2 separate regions of the Homo sapiens genome follow, and region 1 is linked to region 2. A link is an interaction called in ENCODE POLR2A ChIA-PET data of the cell type or tissue named here. Cell type or tissue: PC-9. All regions are shown on one strand. Each heading gives the region's core, and the rest is flanking DNA. Links, peaks and the distances in the headings are about the cores only.

Region 1 (5,380 bases), core at 112-5,111, 140 kb before region 2:
GCGGCTAACATCTCCAGGAAGGCGACAACCATAGATTGTGTTTCAGCAGGCGGGGAGGGGCAAGGCTGGGGGTAAGCTGCCGAAAGCCCGCCTCAGCCACCCGCTGTGCTTCCAGTCCCTTCCCTGGCTCAGGGCTGGCTGGAAAGACAGAGACGTTTCATGCGGGGCTCCGCAGATGGCAGGCGTTCCACACCCATTCCCTCACTTCTCTGGAAATAGCCCCGGGAAGTAGGCAATGTTACTGACTCCGTGTCACAGACCAGGAAATGCAGACCTGCCTTGGCCGCAGAGCTGGTTCATGGGAGGGGGATGGAGCCAGTTCTCACGCTGACATTGGCCTGGTCCCCACAACTGTGCCTTTTCTGTTGTGTCCCCAGAATTTTAACATTCTCCAGCCAGACACAGGCCAAGACCGACAATGCTTCACTTGGTGAAGACCATTTTCTGTTCCTCCAGCAGCCTCCGTGACCTCGGGTGGGCCATTCGGTCAAGTAATCCTGAATTTACCTCCCAGTAACATTGTGTCTTTGAGCCGTCATCAGGCTTCTTTCAGGGTAGACCCACGGGACTGTGTAGAAAAGGGCTTGAAGGAGGAGATTTGTGCCGGAGCCCCTGGTGCTGTCAAAGTCAAATAAAATATACAGACAAATCTCTAAGTTTAAAATGTTTTATTTGGGGAGCAAGAATTTCAGTTTGGGGCATACACACAGACTGGGTGGTCTTCAGTATGTCCAAAGAGCAAAGAGAAGGTTGTAGGTTTCATAAAAATGAGAAATGTTATGGATTGTTAGGAAAGCAAGTTCATTAGCACTAGCAACGTTTTGGGGATCCGGCAAGCTCTGATTGGTGAGTGGGTGAAACTAGTCTTAGATTTCCGCAGGTTGTTTCTGTAGCTATTAGATCAAACCGGTTTCAGGTTGCAACACTTGTTCCAGCAGCCAGGGTTGGAGACAGTTATACTCTTGGAGCAATGTTACGTGGTCCAAGTGCTTTTTCCTGTGGTCTCATAACTCTGCTTGGCTATGACAACAGTGACCTTTGTATGATCAACTTTCACAGTGGCCACAGGAGAAGCCAGATTTGAGCCCATGCCCATGCCTTCTGGCTGGCTTTCTCTCCCTTGCTCCTGGCAGGGCAATGCAGGGTGAGTGACAGAAGTGGACTCAGCTACAGGCAACATTGAGTGATCTAGGTTCCAAGTATGGCACTTTATCCGTTGTCTTATCAACATAAAGATACAGCGCTTTGAAATTTTGTCAAATTCAGGTTTGAGCAGCCTGATGCAGAAATTCCTGGGTCAGGGACTCCAGGGCGGGGATTTGGAGGGGTGAGCTGGCTGCAAAGTCTCTGGTCAATGTGGGTTCTGGAAAAGAAAGAAAGAAGGAAGGGAGTCTCCTCACTTCACCTCTCTGGTCTCTCCAACAGTGTCCACCGTTCTGAGCCCTCAGCTGCCTGTAGCTCTTTACAGAACAGACCCCACCCTGCTTTGTATCCAACTTTGTATCCAGCATCTCAGATGTTGCCACAAGGGGCAAAACCAGGGGTTGGGTGACTCCCTAGCCAGAACTCCAAGGCTACACATAGCTATTTAGACAAAAGAAGTGTGCTTATTTATTTGCTTTAGGATGCAATTTCATGAGTGACATTTAGCATTTGTTGAGCCCCTATGTTTACAAAGTGCTTCCACCCACATGGTCTCATTGGACCACCTGTGAGGGAGCACAATGTGACCTCCACCTTAAGGACTGAGTGTGGGAGTTGACCAGGAGCCCAGGACTGTCCAACTCCTATTCTAGGGGGTTCTTTACATCCACAGAGGTTTTGAAACCCAGGAGCATGCCTTCCGGAGCACTTAAATTGCATTTGATGTTTAATGACTCTTATTTACTTATCACAAATACAATTTTTAGTGATACGAGAGCCAAGTCACAAAGACTAGATTAAACATTACTCTCTTCTGTTGCATTGGCTTCTCTACATCATGGTAACAGGTTGTCAGGTTCAACTGCAGCATTGCTGTTAGAGGCAAAGGTAGGCAGGAAGCTCATTCTTGCAATCCCTAGAACTTTAGTAAAAACTCAAAGATATCTATTTTTCTAACCAGATACTATTAGCTTTATTTTGCATCCATTCATTTACTGAAGCCTACATGTGTTTCAGTAACTATGCTAAAAGATTCTGTTTGTCCCTATTTAAGGGCACTCTTAGTTCAGTGGGAGTTGGTGGCAGTGGCAGATATGTACAGTTACAAGGTGATGCAATGACAGTGACAGGCAGAGGGAGGTCTGGGAGCACAGAGGGGAGGCACCTAATCCAGCCTGGTTATATCAGGGAGGGCTTCTTGGAGGAGGTGACATCTGAGTTTCTCAAAGGAGAAGGTAGCCAAGGGAAGGAAAAGAAGATGCAGGAAGTAGAGAGAGGCTGTTGAAGGAACTGGGGCACGGGAGCATTGGGTACTCAAACAAGGAGTGGTTTGCGGAGACGGACCTTAGGGAACACAGTGGATGTGGGAAAAGCTCAGCCCAGCCCTCTGTCATGGGTTTTGTATGCTGAGCCACTGGGAGACTTAAAAAAAGAAGACCTTTTATAAAGAGCAGTTTTAGGTTTACAGCAAAATTGAGCAGAAGGTACAGAGAGTTCCCATAGAGCCCCTGCCCCCACCAGAGTTGTACATTTGTTACAATAATAAGCTTGCATTGACACATCATGTTCATCCCACTGGAAGATTCTGAGCAGGGAAAACATTTTCACATTACCTTTTACAAAGTCTTCTTCCTGGCACTGAGTCACAGTCGTTTTTAAACAATTAATGGTGTAGGTTGCTACTTAGCATTTCCCCAGAGCAAATGTTTCTATGATCTCCAAAAGACAGAGGATATGATGTCTTCTTGCCCCACCCTGTAGATCTGTAAACCTAGAACAATGGCTGGTCATAGCAGATGCTTAGAAAGTAGAGGAGGGTAGAGGCGGGAGGAAAGCAGGGGTAGAAAGAAGGACTAGAGGAGGGTAGAGGCGGGAGGAAAGCAGGGGTAGAAAGAGGGAGTAGAGGAGGGTAGAGGCGGGAGGAAAGCAGGGGTAGAGAGAGGGAGGGAGAAAGATAGCCACAAGGTCTCTTGTGTATTTCAGAAACATCATTCTGGCAGCAAACAGAGGAAAGATGGCAGAGGGTGTGGCTTGTGGTCAGGGACAGTTAGGAGACTACTGTCATGCTCCAGGTGCAAAGCGCAAGTGGTCTGAGTAGGTGGCCGCGGTGGAGAGAAGGGGACATCGAAAAGGTGGGATCTACCCCACCAGGTGCCTGAGGGTGTGAGTGCAGTAGAAAACCACTGGGAAGTTTTCAAGGCCCAGGCCCAGCTCTCAGTCTTCTCTGAACCATCGAACTAGAGGGAGAGTTTGTAAGGACTCCAAAGGGAAAGAGAACACGGGAGGGAAGGAGGGTTGGGGAGGGTCAGGTAGGATGCTTAAGGTGGATTGAGTTTGAAATATACAAGCTAAGAAAAATGTCAGATGGTTCTTGTTTATTGTCTAAAGAGTAGAGGGGAGAAAAACAGAAAACAGACGTTTATGTTGTTGAGTGTTAGACAAAAGGCCCCACGTCCCCTGCTTCTGAGTGAGAATGACGATGTGCTGTAGGATGACAGGGCCCTTTGGAGGTTCTGTCTGCAAGATAATCTGTTTGCAGATGAGCTCCAGGCACGGGGAAGGTGCGTGGTGTCAGTGTGGCTTGCTGAACTCACAGCAAGCCATTTCAGGGATGCTGGGACGGAAGCCGCCCTCCCTTTCCTGCCTCTGCTTCCAAGTTCTTTCTCTGCAGCCCTGTCAACGCGCCGCCTTTGCTTCATAGCACATCTCCTAATGGGCTCTGGCGGTGCTGAGGCAGCCTTCATATTCCATTTGTTCCTTGGATAATAAGCTTAGCCTCGAAGCCAAAAGAGAAAGCCCTGATGACTATTAAATACACATGCACGGGGCTGACTGCTCCCCAAAACCCCCAGCTGGACATCGCACCAGCTCAGCAAGGCCATTTGCATCCAGGCAAATGGCCCTCAGTGACTAATAGAAATCCACCTCTATCTTGGCAAGGAAGGCCTTCAGCATGCAGCATTAATTTGGTTTGCACAGTGGGATGGAACACATCTTTAGTTCCTTTTAGGGAACTGACTTACGCTTTCTCCAAAGGGTGCTTCCTGGGGGCTCCCAGACATTGGAAGTGCTGGGTGTAACTCGTCTCAGGGGCTCCCTAGTCCCAAGCACAATCTGCCTTATTTTTTTTTTCCAGTTTTACCGCTCAGAGAGGATTGTGATGACGAGGTCACCTGGATCCTAATAACGCTTCAAGTCATCATTAGGGATTGATGCATTTGGCCTGGCATGGACAGCACCGCTGCAGCTCACAGCCAGAATGATTCTGTCTGGCTTCCCCCTCCACACCAGAAGTCTGGAAATGCAGCCTGTTCTTTTCCATTTGGAGTCCCGGGATCTGGGTTATTATTGCCAAAGGCAAAGGAATGAGTTTCTAGAATTATAACTTGGAGGAGCAATGCACCAGGGAGTAAACCTAGGAAGTTTCCAGAAAGCTAGAAGGTGATTATCTCCACAGTGTACTCTGAATGTGAAAACCCAACTAACAGAACATTCAGACGTAAGTGCAGGACTCCTCAGCCTGTCTCCACCAGGACTTTTAGTCAGTCTAGGAGGGCAAGAAAGATCACTTCAATTTTAGGATCTTACTGCACTCTTGGGGCAAAAATAAGCCTGTGGCCTTCGGGGGTCTCCAAGACACCTGCTCAATAAGGATGTTTAGTCTCAACCTCCAGAATGAACTAGGCTCAATTCAAATAAAATTGGTGAGGACCCACTAGTGCCGGGTGGGAGGTGACTAAGGTGGGTACAGGGGAAGGGATGTCCTCAGTCCTATGGTCATGGGCTTGCTGGCTGGGCCCTCACCCCAGAGAGCAGTCGCCCAGGGGCTGCAGCACCAGAAGGCCTTCCCCACTGTTAAAGCCTAAGGCCTTGTCCGGGAAGACTAAGGCCTGGAGGAAATCACCTGGCGAAGAACTGGGACTAAAGGGCTGTGCTTTGTGCCAGGATCAGGCATTTTCCAGGTTTTCTGAGCAGATCGTGTGGTACATGGGCAGGGCCAGCACATACGGTTGTGCATGTTGTCCACTGTGCAAGGACATCCAGCTGAAAGGTGAGCGAGGGCTAGATTCCAGCATGCCTGCCGCTCACCACACTGTGTGCCCATGGTGTTGCGTCTGTCCAGAAGGGGCATCCTTCTCTAAGTCACACAGACAGACCCTGTGGGCTCGCTAGGGCCCTGGACATGAGGAGAATGAAACACCCCAGGGAAGGGGTCAGCGAGATTTGGCTGAGCAGC
Region 2 (5,380 bases), core at 303-5,302:
CATAGAAAATAATATGAAATTACATCTTGGTAGCAACCACTGCACTTTGCTTTTTTTCACTTACATCTTGGAGAGCACTTAAAAAAATTATTTTGGAATAATTTTAGATTTATAGAAAAGTTGCAAAACTAAGAGTAGTACAAAGAATGCCCATATATCCTGTATCCAGAGTTAACTGTTGTTAGCATTTTATGCCATTGTTTGATCATTTGTGCCATTTTTCCTATCTGTCTACCTACCTACTTGTGTATCTGTGTAATTTTATTTCTGCGTCATTGATTATAAGTTATATCCATCCTGACCCATTACTCCTGAGTACTTTAAAAGACTAAAACAAGGTAGCTAGGTAATGAAAAAATAAGCCAAACAAAACCAGAAACAATCTAAATGTCTATCAACAGGAAAATGGAAAAAATGTGATATAGTCATATAATGGTACAGTAAACCACTATGAAAATTCATGAACTGCAGCTGCAAGCAACGTGAATGAACCTAAGAAACATTATATAGAGTGTGAAAGGCAAAGCTCAGGCTAGACGTGGTGGCTCGCCCTGTAGTCTCAGCTACTAGGGAGGCTGAAGTGGGAAGATTGCTTGAGCCTTGGGAGGTCGAGGCTGCAGTGAGCTATGCTCATGCCACTGCACTCCAGCCTGGACGACAGAGCAAGACCCTGTCTCAAATAATAATCATAACTTTAAAAAAAAGGCAAAGCTCAGAAAACTACATACTATGGTATAATACTGTCTTTTTAAAAGGCAAGTTAACAATGAGCAAAATTCAGTAAACTAGTTACCTCTGGAGGCAGAGACAGAGGGATGGGATAGGGAGGAAGTATACTAGTAGATACAACCATATTGGCAATGTTTTAGTTCTTAAGTTGGGTAGTGGATTCATAGGCATTTATTATTACCAGGCTTCATAGCTTACAGATATAGTATATGTATTCTTTTGCATTTTTCAGAATTTTAAAGGCAGCTAAAGGATGTTGTCTAAATAGAATTTATAAAAGAGAGGAGTAGAAGACAGTATGTCATGCATGATTTGTTTGTATATGTCTTACATCCTTAACTAAAAGTGTAAATTGAGCATAAAGACCGTATTTAATGCTTCTATTTTATTATCTATATTATAGATTCTATAAGACCTACTATAATTCCGTCTACAAAATAAGGACTCAGTCTGTGTTTATTGATTACATGATTTGAAATAGCTATAAAACAGTAAGTTTAAACACTATTTTCAGAAAAATTCAAATTGATCTGTTGGGGAGTTTTTCTCACATAGGTAGGAAATTTCTAGACTGCTTCTGATATATTTATTATACAATATATCAGAAGGCCACTAAATAGTGGCATTTGGTTAAGAGAAATTTAAAGAAAAAACATTCTATTAAATTTTAGTGGTAAATATATAAAGGATATAACTTCTGCTTGTTAGCAAGGACATTTAAAAATAAGAGTTATGGGTGTGTCAGTATCATTCATATGAAAAAGTTAGCAGTTCATATTCTTACCAGTATGCTGAAACCAACAGTGAATTACTCAGGCTAGAAAATGTATCTGAGGCTACATTTATATTTCTTTTAGAATCATACCTCATGTTTGCTAAGTGAAGCTGATAATTTTGTGTGGATTACCTGTGATTTTGTTTCATCCTGGGCCAGTATGCCCCAGTACCCAGTATACCTGGGGCTTCCCTCACCTGTCCCTCCCAGGAGGAGAGAATGGGAACCTGGTGTTACACTAGCCTAAACTAAACCGAGTAACGGCAGAGGTAAATCTGCTGCAAGAGTAATCACATGACCCTTCCAAAATCAAATAGAAATTATTTTGAGATTATCTAGTCTTCTCGATACCATCTTTTAAACTTCATTACCACAGATATGTGAAATTGGAACATGGCTATGCAACAATCAGCAGAGCGTTTGGAGAACAGGCACATATTAAGGAGGACTCCAATAGGTTTTTACCAGCTCTGATCCTGGGGCCAAAACAAATTATTATCTCCTGTTCAGTTGGCAAATCCTCATTGGTCAGCAGTTCATAATTTTGTATTTGTTCATAAGGTTTGTGTTTGTCTGTACAAGTTGACAACGCGTTTCTAAAAAGGCCTCATCCTCAGGGCCAAGACTATATTTCACATAAAGCAATGTGTTCACCACAAACTCCCAGAAGACTAGATTTTGAACACAAAAAAAATTTTTTGTGGTTAGGCATGGTGGCTTACGCCTGTAATCCCAGCACTTTGGGAAGCTGAGGCGGGAGTATCCCTTAAGCCCCAGAGTTTGAGACCAGCCTGGGCAACATGGTGAAACTCTGGCTCTACAAAAAAACACAAAAATTAGCCGGGCGTGGCGGCACCTGCCTGTGGTCCCAGCTACTCAGGAGGCTGAGGTGGGAGGATCACCTGAGCCCAGAAAGTGGAAGCCGCAGTGAGCTGTGATTGTGCCACTGCACTACAGCCTGGGCGACAGAGTGAGACCCTGTCTCAAAAGAAAAAAAAAAAGTATTTTTTCTACTACATGGTAGGTTTACTGTCATTAAGAAAAGTCTAGCAGATTAAAAATGCAAGGTGAACTATTTATGCATCATGATACATGTGGAATTCATTTTATTCTTTTTCCATAAATAATTACAGTGCTTTGTCATTACTTCTGATAGTTTTATTCCTTGTTAATTCTCCTTTGTTATGGAGAGTCTTGATAACAGTTTGGTTTAACAGGTGCACTTTGCATTAGCTTTTTCTCAGTTGAATCTGCCTCAAAACAACAATAAGAATAAGTAAGGGTGAGGCACTGCACTCTTTTTTTTTTTTTTTTTTTTTTTAAATAGCTGAGCAGGAAGTTTGCCTCTGACAGGGTATTGTAATCAGGTTTATCACAGGAGCCTGCTGTTGTGTAACAGAAACTCTAGCCTGTCCTTACCTGTCTTAAAGTATTGCTTCACGAAGGAAAGTAAACTCGCTGTAATATTTGTGAAATTCAATAAAATGCTTTCCCAAGCACTCCGTTTTTAATGCATGCTGGAACAATTTATTGTAGCTTTGTGGTCTTTTAAAAAACATGTTAAACTTGTGATTTCTTACTATTGTAATGAAATGGACCTGTATCACTCGAGAAGCCCTGTATGTCACATTTATTATTCCTTTTAGACACATCCTCAGCCAAGTGTAGTAAATGTCCACACTCCCTCCCTGCTTCCCTCCCTTCCTTCCCTCTTTTTTCAAGAAGAGGAGGTTTGTGTTGCCTTCAGATGACTGTTGATTTAATTGACAGGCAGCTTTTCTTCATTGTGTGCTTTTTGCTATTGCTCACAAAAGTGCATTCACTATTCTATAGTATGTTGAAACTTTTAAATGGAAACGGCTTTTCATTAACAAAGGAAGCATTTTCTTCCCCCCTTCCATGCCTTAGCTTTCTCCGCTAAGTCTTGGCTTCTTCAGCAGCTGTACCTCCACCAGAAATGACAAAAGGTGCAATTGTGCTAGGAGATGGCGATGAAGATATGCCAGTGGAGTTTTGTGTGTGGGCTGCTGGGGACTGTTTTCCTTCTGTGTTTGGTTTTGTTTTATTTTTGTTATTCCAGAAAGTTGAGAGCACATCTAAAAACCAAAAAAAAAAAAAAAAAAAAAAGCTTTAAAAACCCTTTTCAAACCTTTATCCCAGCTGAGCTTTCTTTCCATTAAGTTGTTCTGTTAGTATTTCAGTGGCCCCTCTGTCTTAATAACAACAAATCTGGCAAAACTCACTTAAAGCAGAGGGACATGGAATACAGAGAGTGTTGATGTGGTTTTTCTTTTTCTAAGCAGGCCATGAGAGTCTGAGTCTTCCTGCCATTATCCTGACTTAAGAGCAGAGCAGAGCTCAGGAGAGGAGATAGGTGTGCAAATTAAATTTTAGTCTTTCCAGCCATCTCCTTTTTCTGAGTTGTGATTCCTGAGCCCAAGTAGATAGCCAGTTCATTTCATTTACTTAAATTAATTTGGAGATAACCCTCTTCTCCTTTTTCTGCCTCTGCCTCTTCTGCTGCTTCATTTGTGACTCAACTTTCTGGAGTATGGTGCTGACTTGAAGCCCTATTTACTTCTAGCAAAAATCTTTCAGTTTACCTGGTAGAATAAACTGAAAATCTAGTACCTTTCAGGGGCACCATCTCTTCACAGCATACCAAATAATCAGATCACTGATTGAACCAAAGTATTGGGTCTAGATATACTTGTCTGTATTAGATACAATTTATTCTGTCAGTGACTTAAAATAGGGCTACTTCTATCTTTTCAGCCTTGATTTTCTTGATATATTTTAAACCTACAGATCAGTTTAAAAATAGATAATATGTAACATAGATACTATTCTACCACAGTCCTTGGCAGTGTTTCTCAGTCCTCTCAAGAATTAGTCATTTCATCATCCCTCACTAGACGCAGCAAGAAGGGATAAAGAGGAAACTGGAAATTTGTTCTGAAGTACATCTCCAATATTTTGAATGTTGATCAACAGCATTCTGATCTTCTCCCTGAATGAGTAAAAAGAAAAGATGTAATACTGGGTCAGCCAAACCCACTGCGTGGCACTTAGCCAGGATGATTCATTTTGCTTGGAGCAATCTTACACCCTTTGTGAAACTGGGTTTCTTTTGGTTGAAGGAAGAAAAAGACTCGTCCAGAGCTGTCAGTCACTTCTTAAGCACCTTCAAATGAGGGCCTTATTGGATTGTTTTGATCTGCCCAGAATCTTCAAACCTGACTCTAGATTTGTTCACCTTCTTACTCTGTAGGCCACATGTAATGCTTGGGATTTTTTGTACAATCTTTATTAGAATAATAACCTGACAGGTTTCAAATCTACTTGAGGGAAGTTGAAGTGAACATAATGATCAGGTTCCCTCATTTCTACTCTTCCCTCCCAGACAGCATGAGGGAGAGAAGCCAGCTGGTGTTTTCTTGTGTTCCTGGCCCACTTCCCCCAACCCCCCACCCCGCCCCCAGCTACCATCATCTCAGCCTCACTGGAATGTGTATGTGTGCTTCTCTTTCCAAACTTGGAGAGTAAAACTATCTGAGCACTTCCTCCTGTCTACAAGAAAAGTAGCCTCTGCATTTTATTTTTTGTTTCCTACAACCGGCATATTCTGTTTTCTGGGGATCCATAGCAATTTCATTAATCTCTAGAGGCTCTCAGGCTTTAGTATGCATAAGAATATCCTGGAGAGCTTGTTTAAACTGCAGATTCTTAGACCCAGTGTCAGAAATTGATTCAGTTAAGTATAGTGTGGGCTCTAAGAAGATGTTTTTCGTAAGCATCTTGCAAGTGATTCTGATGGAGATTACGCTTTGAGCAGTGCATTATATAAGCCTTATCTCTATGTCTGTCTTTTGTTAT

What was found. ChIA-PET counts read pairs that join two places held together with the same protein. Peaks named below come from ENCODE experiments on the same cell type or tissue, not always from the same donor. Only the 100,000 strongest peaks of a DNase experiment are listed, where the experiment ranks them.
Region 1: POLR2A ChIA-PET joins it to region 2 with 14 read pairs; 2 of 35 experiments call an interaction of 5 or more read pairs at or near these places.

The regions. Positions count from the first base shown.
Region 1 is chr2:9,757,937-9,763,316 of GRCh38, forward strand. It overlaps LOC100996549 (a long non-coding RNA gene), which reads right to left. Exons shown (of 3, transcript XR_241267.4): 3 at 654-1,363. Among named protein-coding and RNA genes, the nearest start is that of TAF1B, 83 kb to the right of the region's middle. In PC-9, for the core only: no CTCF peak of the experiment used is centred there; no DNase peak of the experiment used is centred there.
Region 2 is chr2:9,893,012-9,898,391 of GRCh38, forward strand. All of the region lies in intron 8 of TAF1B (TATA-box binding protein associated factor, RNA polymerase I subunit B), which reads left to right. Among named protein-coding and RNA genes, the nearest start is that of TAF1B, 52 kb to the left of the region's middle. In PC-9, for the core only: no CTCF peak of the experiment used is centred there; DNase peaks (open chromatin) are centred at 2,890, 4,560 and 4,990; H3K4me3 peaks cover 689 bases; H3K27ac peaks cover 4,211 bases.